Linked DNA regions of Homo sapiens: region 1 is linked to region 2. A link is a contact called in ENCODE POLR2A ChIA-PET data. All regions are on one chromosome and are shown on one strand. The core of a region is the stretch at or near the end of the contact, and the rest is flanking DNA. Distances in the headings are between cores, read along the strand shown.

Region 1 (5,155 bases), core at 2,387-4,886, 170 kb after region 2:
TTCATGCATACAATCTTTTCCCCATTTTGGGTTAATTTCTTTAGACAGATTTCTAGAAGTGAAATATCAAAATACAAACAATTTAAACCTTTCCTTTTTATGGTTTTGGATGCATACTATCAAATCTGCTTTCTAGCAGCTGCCCCAATTTCTAATGCCACCAGATGTACATCAGAGTAGCATTTTTAGTCACTGAGTATAATAATTTAAAACTCCCTGTGCTAACTTAAGATACAAAACATGGTTCTTCATGCCTTTCATGCACAGTCTTTCACATAATCAATGGTCTGTTCAGTCCTTTAAGTTTCTGCAGACAGCAGCACTCTCCCAGGATTCTCGCCAATGGGCAGGTGCATATTTGTCAGGGCAAGGATGGAAATACTACTTTTCCTGTGTGAAGTGCAGGTCCTATACATAGAGAGCGGCACATGCTCTCTGAGTCTGAGATTTCTAAAAGTCCAGCTTCCGACGGCTAGATGTCTTCCCTCCAGCCTTGGGAGATGAGATCACGAGGCCATGAAGAATTCAAGTTTAAAACGCACGCCTAGGCTGCCCTGAAGCTCAGTGTTACAGGAAATAAAACCCATGGGCTGGACGCGGTGGCTCACGCCTGTAATCCCAGCACTTTGGAAGGCTGAAGCGGGCAGATCACGAGGTCAGAAGTTTGAGACCAGTCTGACCAACGTGGTGAAACCCCGTCTCTACTAAAAATATAAAAATCAGCCAGGCGGCCGGGCGCGGTGGCTCACGCCTGTAATCCCAGCACTTTGGGAGGCCGAGGCGGGCGGATCACGAGGTCAGGAGATCGAGACCATCCCGGCTAAAACGGTGAAACCCCGTCTCTACTAAAAATACAAAAAATTAGCCGGGCGCGGTGGCGGGCGCCTGTAGTCCCAGCTACTTGGGAGGCTGAGGCAGGAGAATGGCGTGAACCCGGGAGGCGAAGCTTGCAGTGAGCCGAAATCCCGCCACTGCACTCCAGCCTGGGCGACAGAGCGAGACTCCGTCTCAAAAAAAAAAAAAAAAAAAAAAAAAAATCAGCCGGGCATGGCGACGCATGCCTGTAATCCCAGCCACTCAGGAGGCTGAGGCAGGAGAATCGCTTGAACTCAGGAGGCAGAGGTTGCAGTGAGCCGAGATCGCGCCACTGCACTCCAGCCTGGGCAACAGAATGAGACTCTGTCTCAAAAAAAAAAAAAAGAAAAAAAAGAAACAGCCATCAAAGCATTGGTTCTCTGGTTAAAGACAATGTAGATTACTCAGTGTGCCTGATGTATCAGGACTGTTGTTTCTAAATTATTATTATTTTCATTCTACAAATGAGAAAATGGAGAATCGGAGTGATGAATTAAATTGTCCTAGGGTCACTAGCCCATTAGGAGATTGTGCAGCTGGGATTTCAACCTGGATTGAGAGATTCTAAGCCTGAATCCATGGCTGGGCATCCCTGCATTGCAAAACAACAGGTGGCCACCAGGTATGACATCCATGGAAGCTGCCGGGAGCAATGGACACAGTGGGATTTCTTTATGTATGTGTGTGATCTAATTTGATTTTAAAGGACTGTTTCTGAGTGGTGCATTCTGAATACTCTGCATATTTCCAAATTCCACAACAGAATACAGAAAGACTGTGGGATAGAGATGATAGTTTCTTGAAATAGGCAAATCACTAAAAATGGCTCAGAAGTGGGGCCCAACTCAGGGGACAAAGTTGACTTTGATCTGGAAATTGTAGTGTAAGGAAGGCACTTAAAACTGAGCACTTCATCAAACCCCAGGCTTTTTTAGGATCAGCAATTTCTACCATGGGTGTCCCTGCTAAGAAGCCTCTAGAAGGTGAGACAGAACTTCCTGTGTACGTGGAGGGCAGCAGTGGGCAGAGCCAGGGATGCTGGGGGGAAACGCCAGTCACAGTGGTTCCTGGGCTGCTTCAGGGGCGCTGCGGAAGGGAACCGGGCAGCACTTAGCTGGGTGTGACCTCCTCAAACAGAATGACAGAGGTCACTCCCAGCCCTGCTTGGGTAACAGGAGACCTGGAGACCTGGCAACAGCTCTTCAGAGGAGGGTGTCATCTGGCTAGAGAAGAGGGCTTTGCTGGCAGAAGCAGCTACCTAGTTTAGGGGGTCTGGAGGTGACTATGGGGAAGACAAGAACTTAACAAAGAAAAAAGTTCTAAGTCTTTTTCCCTATGTATGTGTATGCTGTTCATAATTTTGCAAATAACGTATAACTACAATCTCCTTTAACAAAACAGCCCTGATGATCTCATGAAGGCAGGGAGTAGAAGAAATAGATACTGCAGGCTGGGAAGGGTGTGTGGGTAGGAAGGGGATGAAGAGAGGTTGGCTAATGAGATAGAAGGAGTAAGTGTTTGCTCTAGTGTTCAACAGCAGAGCGGGGTGACTCCAGTTAAGTGTGTTGTGTATTTTGCAATAGCTATAAGAGAGGATGTAAAATGTTCCCAACACATAGAAATTAAAAATACTCGAAGTGATGGACACCCCAAATACCCTAACTTGAACATACAGTCTCTGATTTCACAAAATATCACATGTACCCTATCAATATTTCAAAATATTGTATATCGAAAAAAAACCTGCCCTTGTCCATCACCCTGCTGGGTGCTAGGCCTCTTCCCCACTGCTTTCCCCAAAGGAAAAGGGTTTGTCATCTAGAATTTCTAAACACAAACCTTTTGGGGTAGGGGAAGAATCTTTTTTCCTGTCTAGATCCGACTCTGCTCAGCTCTAAAAACTCCAGGAACTATAATAAAAACAGACTCTAGCAGGGCCAGGTGGGGGCCCAGGGGAGATCAAGCCCATCTCTCAGGAACTGCAGCCCATCCTGCCCAGGGACCTCATTCTACCCAGGGGGGACCTGTACTGGTATGTGTGCACACAGCACCAGGACAGAGCGAAAAGTGGCTCCAAGCTCATTTTCAAAGACACACCGACATGCAGACCATAGGAAGGCAGAGCCCCTTTTGCCATTTCAAAGTAAGTTTTACTGCTTTTTGCTTCGGTGACTCCACACTGTTGGCCACTCCCCATCTCTTCCAGTCCAGGGCACAGCCTAGACTTTCCTAGAACAAAAGTCCATTTTCTACAGGTGTGGAAAAAGAGCTGGGCTCTTGAGAAAGGAGGTCATGCCAGCCCTCTCCCACGGCACTGAGCAACAGGGAGCCAGGGCTGGCGGGAGGATGAGGCTCATGAAGGGGAGGAACCCATGGGCCATGGGACGCCAACTCATGGGCGCTGGCCACAGACAGAAAGCCGGGGTTTGGGGATGCAACTTAGTGGTCTTCTATAGTCTTTGAGACAGGGGAGATAGGAGAGTCCACAAGGAAGCCGTCCCTCCTGACGGCAACACTGACAGCCCAGCCTCAATGTCCCAAGTGCCCACGGAGGCTCTGCTGGGAGGACTCCCTCCAGCCAGGCCAGGGCTGGGCGTCAGTCACCCCATGCGGGGAACTGGGTCTCAGTTGGCCATGTCTGTTCTAAAAACAGAAGGACCACAACCGAGCCCAGTGTCTATTTTTAACGTCCCACTCACTGAAGAGGAATGTGTAATATTTCAGTAAAAGACGAGTGCAGGCTGCCAAAACTAACTGTTTGGCTTGGCAGCCTCGGACAGATCTAAATTGTTGAGACAAAGGCTACAGAAGCCTTGTCAGAAAAGATCATCATTTACTGGAGCAAATCCTAATACATTCACCAACCACTTAACATCTATTCTTCCCACCTCCCCTCCAAAGAGGGAAGAGGAGGAAGATGAGCAGGAGGATACTAAAAACCTTTAGAATCACAAATTTAGTAGAAGTGGCAGCTGACAGGGACAAACCCAGGGGCCCAAAGAGACGGGGCGTGAACGTAAGCAAACAAACATCCACCCCGTCAGCCTCTAAGGCAAAAAACACCAGCCAGGGAGAACTCAGCTGAGGCCCAACAGGAAATGGGTGCAGAGGTGCACCAGTCCCCAGGGTTGTCAAGGTTAAGGGACAAATAATTGTGTCTGCCATTCTGGGCTCATCATCTCACAGGGACAAAGACGCACCAACAAGGAATTCATCAGCATGATCCCCATTTTTCCTCTATCACAGTGCTTCCTAACGGTAACAGGGAAGAGGGTAACTCTGGAAGCTGCATAGGGCTTAAGAGCCCAGCACTGGGCTTAGGACTGCCTGGTTCACATCTTCACTTTATGCCATAGTTTCCTCATCTGTAAGGTGGGTTGCTGTGAGGATTACACTCTGCAATGCAGGGAGGGTGCTCAGCACAGACCCGGCACGTGGTGAGATTCCTGATTGGGACAACTGTTAAAAGAGGATTTGTGCTGAGTCTGGAGGGCAAGTGGGGCCTTCTCAGGTGGATAGGGGTCAGGGGACGGAGCAAAACACTGAGGTCCAAGAGAACATGGTCCCTGAGGTGGGTGAGAACAGAGCCTGTGGGATGGCAGTGCAGGGCTGAGGGCAGGGCTGAGCGAGTGACGCATCGTCCCACACACATGGAGAGCAGGGAAAGGCCAAGAGCAGGGGCACACAGGGGTCTGCTGTTGTCTCAGGAAGGGGTGAGGCACAGCCCAGAGGAAGGGCAGGAGGGAGGGAGGGGACTGCTGGGCAGAGATGGGGGTCTCGGTGAGAAGCACAGAGACCAAGTTGCGGGTGGGTGGATGCAGCCCCATGGTGTCCTGCCTCTCAGAAGCCCCGTGACTGGTAGTGAGGAGGAACCATTGAGCAGAGCCAATGAATCCTCTATGTCCAGGAACATCCTGCTGGAACAGCCCTTCTGTCCCACCATGGGCAGCAAAGCCCCGAAAGTCACAGATAGACCTGAGCTCCAATTGCTCTCCGCCCACTCGACCTGCCAGGCACCTGACCCCCTGCATCCCGGTGTCCTGACCCACAGCGTGAACAGGGACACCAGCCTCCCAAGGGTGAAAGAATTCAGAGTACACACACATCCCTATCATGGGCACAGCACAGAGGAAGGGCCTGTGCTCATAAATGCTTATGTATCTTCCCAAGGAGGCGTCTGGAAGGCTTCCCTACTCTGGGAATGATCTATATTAGCCCCCCAAGATCTTTTGATACCCATGAAATCAAGGAACCGATCCCCAGCCCAACCTACTTACTGCCCTAATAGGCAGCTGGACAT
Region 2 (5,451 bases), core at 2,205-4,704:
TTTCAAATAAGGTTGGTCATCTATTCACCGCCCCCGCCCCGCACCCTTCTAAAACAGAATTGGAATGCCAGTTAAGGATGTTGCCTCAGTTAGCGGCTCCTTTTCTCTGATCATCATAATAAGCTTTGGGAGACAAAATTGAAAGTGGAGAAAGAGATATAAGAAGTATTATGGTTGCCAAAGTCTGGCTTGCATGACAAAAAGATAAGTTTTCTTTTTTGGTAATTGGAGAGCTCAGAACACAAGAGTTGGAAGGAGCTGACTCCAAGCCCAGCCTCATTCCCACCCACCATGTCCTCATTCATTGTGAAAAGAGAAAGTAGGAGTTATACAGCAGCTCTTTTTTTCCATTTTCCCTATTTCATCGTCTGCCTCAAATAATGAACCTGTCTCACATCTGTTTTTGCTCGTCTGAGATACTTTTCCCCTAGAGGGAATGGGGAGAAGCAGAGCTTTAAGTGTTCTTTGCAGCTGGTTCCATCTATTAGTTTATGAGAAGCCTGGTCATTATTTCAGCCTCCCTGATCGTCTTTGTGACATTTGTACCCTCTATTCAGGAAAATGGTGACATTTTTCTTCCAGGTTTCATGATGATATCACCTTTGTCAATAAGCCATTCTATAAAATACTTGGGGGAAATTTAGGATGAACCCTTATCATACACTGCATTGGAAAAACATGATAAGAGTCATTTTTGCAGATTCTCTTGAATGAGGTCATGGTATGTTCTTCCGTAGAATGGATTTTACTTGAAATGCTCTTTGAAGAATCATAGGCTTTTTTATTTAAATTGCTGGATGCTTTCATTAATTATGATGCAGTCCTTTCCCCTAGCGTTCTGAGGAATAATTACAGAGAGGGAAATCAAGAATTAGGTACCCTGATGATAATTGCTTGAGATGATTGAGAATGTATGTAATGATCTTTTTATAATGAAATCACAGTTCTCAGAATGAAGTAGTAAGGTGCCCTTTCACTTACAATACTGTGTTTTATGCTAAATTTTCCAAGGTTGCATCATCATGTAGTTGGTCTCTCAGCAGGAAATTACGGATTTGTTCATCTAAGATATTAATGGGATGCACTGGAAATAGTTGGTATATGATAATCAACATCAAGCCAGGGCAAGAAACCTTTTTGATTTGTGAGCAGGATTTAAAATAGCAAAGCATCATTTTATAAAATGATACTGCTATGTAGAAATAATGTTTACATTTCCCCATCTCTTTTTGTCGTCCAGGTTTGGAGTTAGATTGCTTTAGTTATCTAATGCTGTCACCTCACAAACATACTCCTCTGCTTCCTGCCTCCAAACTTTCCTGGTCCTTTTCCTCAGACCCTGGGACCCATGCAGCATCACCTCACTCTTCCATCCCACCCCTGCACCTCCTGGAGCTCCCATGGGCTATTTCAGCCCATGCTCTTGGCTCTGCCAGGCTGGGCCCCTTGGTGACGGCCCAGCTTGGCTTCAGCTGCATCTCCCTTCCATTTCAGTTTCTCTCAAAGCTGGTAATTGGACCTTAAACTACATTGAAACTCAGCCAGTTCCCTGAAAGTCTTTTTTACCTTCACCAGATTTCAGCCTTAAGCCTTCAAAGGAGCTGATTAGCCTTTTTTAAAAAACCTCTTTTATTTAAAATTCATGAAATTTTAAAAAAACACGTTTGAGTTACGGAAGTGTAGAACTTGTCTTTAGTACATTTGTTTTTCCATCTAAAAAGTAAATTCCATTAAGACTTTGTAGAACTTTTCTATTGATTTTTATCAGGTGTTGAGTTGTTTGCTCTGAAGGATGACAAAAAGTTCCGCAAACATGATTAGGGTCAGAGTTGCATTGTCATCAGATTCATTTCAAGGTCATTTGAAGTAAACCTAAAGACAGTGGGGTGTGATGGTTGGACATTTCCTAAGAAGAAATATTACTCTCAGTAATAGTTTTCTGCTCCTGGATCTGACTATATACCCACATCCCAATCACCTTCAGGAAAAAGGCCACCTCCCCACCCCAGCCACCACCACAATTCTTGTGAACACATTTTGTATCCTCTCACTCTTCCTGAGACCCCACTGTGTCTACATTTCATTTGCACCTACAGGCATATTGGAAAGTAGATGAGGACTTAGTATCTCATAGGAAGAAATTAAATGCAGATGTGATCAAAACAGCCCCAAATTATAATGAGTCAGTGGCTGCCTGGAAACTGCAGGTGTTAGCTCTTTAAATGCTAAAGCCTAAATTTCAGTTTGCTGTTCTTTTTAAAATTGAAATCTTTATAGTACATTCACATGTATATACTGTATTACATAGTATATGCTGAACACAGTCTTATGATGTGGAATCTACATAGTAGTATTAAGGTGCAAGTAGCCCTTTCCTGTTCCTGCACTCCTCTCAGACATGTGTATCCACAAGAGACGGGTGCACTTAATGATGTTTCCAATACTTCAGAGAAAAAAAACAATAGGCATCACTATTATTATCGCCATTGTTATTTTTATTTAAGTATTATTGTAGACCTGTGATGTTCGTGGAGGAATATGTCTAGAGACCTTCCCCAGGCCTATATTTAAGAATTTAGAAATGTTTGTATTTGGGGTTGCCCTTCTTACATGGATCCTGTTGAGAGTAGAATGACATTCGATGTGCACATGAAAACCACAGCATGGCTTTTCAGATTTCAGCAGAGGTTCCCTCTCACTTTTGGCCATTTTCCAAGAAGAAATATGATCTGTTGCTTCATTCCTGGAAGTGACTGCACAGCAGAGCTGTGTGAGGGGCTGGTCCCCTGGCTGGGGAGCACACCTAGGCCAAGTGACTCAGGCAGTTGTAATCATGTATCACTGTCCCTGCTCACAGACAGGCAGAACGTCTCTGTGAAGTGCAGGGATCAAGGCTCTGCTGCATTTCTTTGGTCCTTTTTCATTTCTATGCTTTTCAGAATTATCATAAATATACATAAAACTTTGTGTCCCATGTCTTTGGATAGTACTAAATTATACCTATTTTTCCTTATTGGAAAATAGCATCAAGCTTCCACATTAATACTGCATACTAGTCCATTGAATATATCTCAGGTTCCATAAGCATATTCCTTCTTTTGGCCATTTAGGTTGCTTCCAGTTTTTCCCTGATATAAACAGTGCTGTGCCAGCTATCAGGCCTTTTCTGTATCAGGGCTAACTTCCTATATTTTGTTTAGATTTTGAAAAAAGGCAGGACTTGGGGGTCTGAGATTGAGCTCTAGGTGCTGGTTTGCTCTCCCAGGTGCAGAGCAATCCCATCTCCCTTGTTCCCGTGCTCAGTGTCACTGCCTCCTCTTACTGCTGTTCCTGGGCTAGTTTCCAGTGCTCTCTTATCCCACTTTTCCATCTGTCACTTGTTCCTTCTGTACCTCTCAACTGCAGCTTGAAAAGACTAGCCTTTTGTAAGCTTCACTGGGCAATTAGAGTTCCTTTCCTTCCATGGGGCAGACGGGACAGCTACTGGAAACCAGCCAGCTACAATGGTACAGGATAGCCTTAGTGTCTTCAGTGCTCAGCTGTGTTGGGTAGGGCTGCTGCTTTTTGTCTCAAGCTGTTCTTTTTACTCTTCAGACAGTTGCCTTTAGCTCAGTCTGTGAACCGCTTTGTAAAAGCACATTATGTACTATAAAAAATAATTTAATATCAGTTGGATAAATTGATATTGAGCATGCATCAGAATTCATTACTAGTAAGGCAATTAGCAGGTGACAAAAGAGCATGCTAGTAAAGAGATATATGAAATTGCAAGAGTTATATAGTTAGAAAACAATGCCTGCAAAAGCAGCTAGCTTAAAAAAACTATATAACACATTTGCCTTTCACAAAGTCATAAAAACATGTCCATATCCATTATTAGAACAGAAGTCTGTGACAGGATGAGCTGAGGTGCCAGGTGAGCCAGCTGTCATCAGGGAAAAAAGAACGCACATCTAGGAAGCGCTGGTACAGACAGCCGTAGAACCCGAAGGGCAAGTACCATGGACGTGGGAGAGGGTCACAGATTAGAAGAGCACCAAGCAGTGAGTTCTAGTTTTAACTGGCCACTTCCTGTGATTTTTCTCAAGCTGCCAACACAGGTACAGAATGCAGCTTTCTTAGCTTGGGGACGTTTACCTTCCTGTGATGGTGTTAAGATAGATGGGTTGGAGGAACCAAAGTTTTATGGCCTTGAAGTGAATAGAGGATCATAATCAGGTGCTGCTCACCAGCAACAACTTCTTGATGGAGACTTAACTGGCAGTTTGTTTAATTTGAGAAACATGGGGTAAGTTATGATTCAGACCAGCTGCAAATAACAGAGAACCCTTATATAACAGTGGCTTAGTCACGATTTCTTGTTCAGTTAAAAAAAAAAAAAAAAAAAAGCCTGGGAGAATAGGCATTCCGAGGCTGGACTTACCAGTGAGTGACAGAGGAAGTTCCTGTTACTTAGGAAAAACAGAGAATGGATAGGGAAAGGCATCTGTCAGAGTCATAAACATTAATTCTTCTTCTTGTTTTTATCTCAGATTTAGAGAAATAGCGGGATCCTTAGAAGCAGCACTTACAGATGTCCTGGAAGATGCCCCAGGTAACTCCCTTAAAGTGATAAGTGGCATGGTATCCTAAATGAGTTCATTCAGTTCACCAAGTCATCTGGATTGCAGTATTCTGAGCGTACTTTTACTGTTTTTTTTTTTTAATCATACAGTAAGTTGGACCTTAAAAATCACTTAGTTTGACTTCTTTTTTTTGCTTTTTTTTTGAGATGGAGTCTCGCTGTGTTGCCCAGGCTGGAGTGCAATGGCATGATCTTGGCTCACTGCAGCCCCCGCCTCCCAGGTTCAAGCTATTCTCCTGGCTTAGCCTCGAAAGTAGCTGGGATTACAGGTGTACACCACCACGCCTAGTTAATTTTTTTATTTTTAGCAGAGACAGGGTTTCACCATGTTGGCCAGGCTGGTCTCGAACTCTGACCTCAAGTGATTCACCCCCCCTTGGCCTTCCAGAGTGCTGGGATTACAGGCATGAGCCACCACACCCAGCCTGACTTCTTTTTTTAATAAGGTAAAAATAAACCAAATAGTTTTGGTGTATAGAGTTCTTGCTTTATAGAGATGAAAAATGAATAAGAATATAGGAAACAGACCTCATTTTCATTCCTGAATATAACTTGTCCAGGGGATATGGCCCCTTGGTGTGCTTATGTGAACAGCTGGTTTTTTTTAGCAAATTGGCTGTGATCTGCCTTCCTCCCAGGCTGAGGACTGGTCTGCATGGTAGAGGGTCAGGTGCTCCTGCGTCTCACTGAGAATGACTCACAGCTGGAGCATGCATCCTGGGCCTCCTGTGCCCTGGCCGCCCATCCTAGGATGTTGGGCAGGTAACAGTTGTAGGTATGTGGACTTACCAGTACATGTTGACATACCCTTTCAGCCTCATTAATTT

The links. ChIA-PET counts read pairs that join two places held with the same protein, here RNA polymerase II (POLR2A).
Region 1: POLR2A ChIA-PET joins it to region 2 with 14 read pairs in HEK293. The contact joins two enhancer-like sites. POLR2A ChIA-PET finds 5 or more read pairs at or near these places in 2 of 52 experiments (HEK293 and Panc1).

What each region holds. Positions count from the first base shown.
Region 1 is chr1:230,846,093-230,851,247 of GRCh38, forward strand. All of the region lies in intron 2 of C1orf198 (chromosome 1 open reading frame 198), which reads right to left. Among named protein-coding and RNA genes, the nearest start is that of C1orf198, 20 kb to the right of the region's middle. RefSeq lists an enhancer at 2,685-5,155. Within about 2 kb of position 3,637, at least 23 of the 41 ENCODE cell types and tissues checked have a DNase peak (open chromatin) inside an H3K27ac peak, as active enhancers do.
Region 2 is chr1:230,679,042-230,684,492 of GRCh38, forward strand. It overlaps COG2 (component of oligomeric golgi complex 2), which reads left to right. Exons shown (of 18, transcript NM_007357.3): 10 at 1-11; 11 at 4,533-4,594. Among named protein-coding and RNA genes, the nearest start is that of AGT, 32 kb to the right of the region's middle. Within about 2 kb of position 3,455, at least 11 of the 41 ENCODE cell types and tissues checked have a DNase peak (open chromatin) inside an H3K27ac peak, as active enhancers do.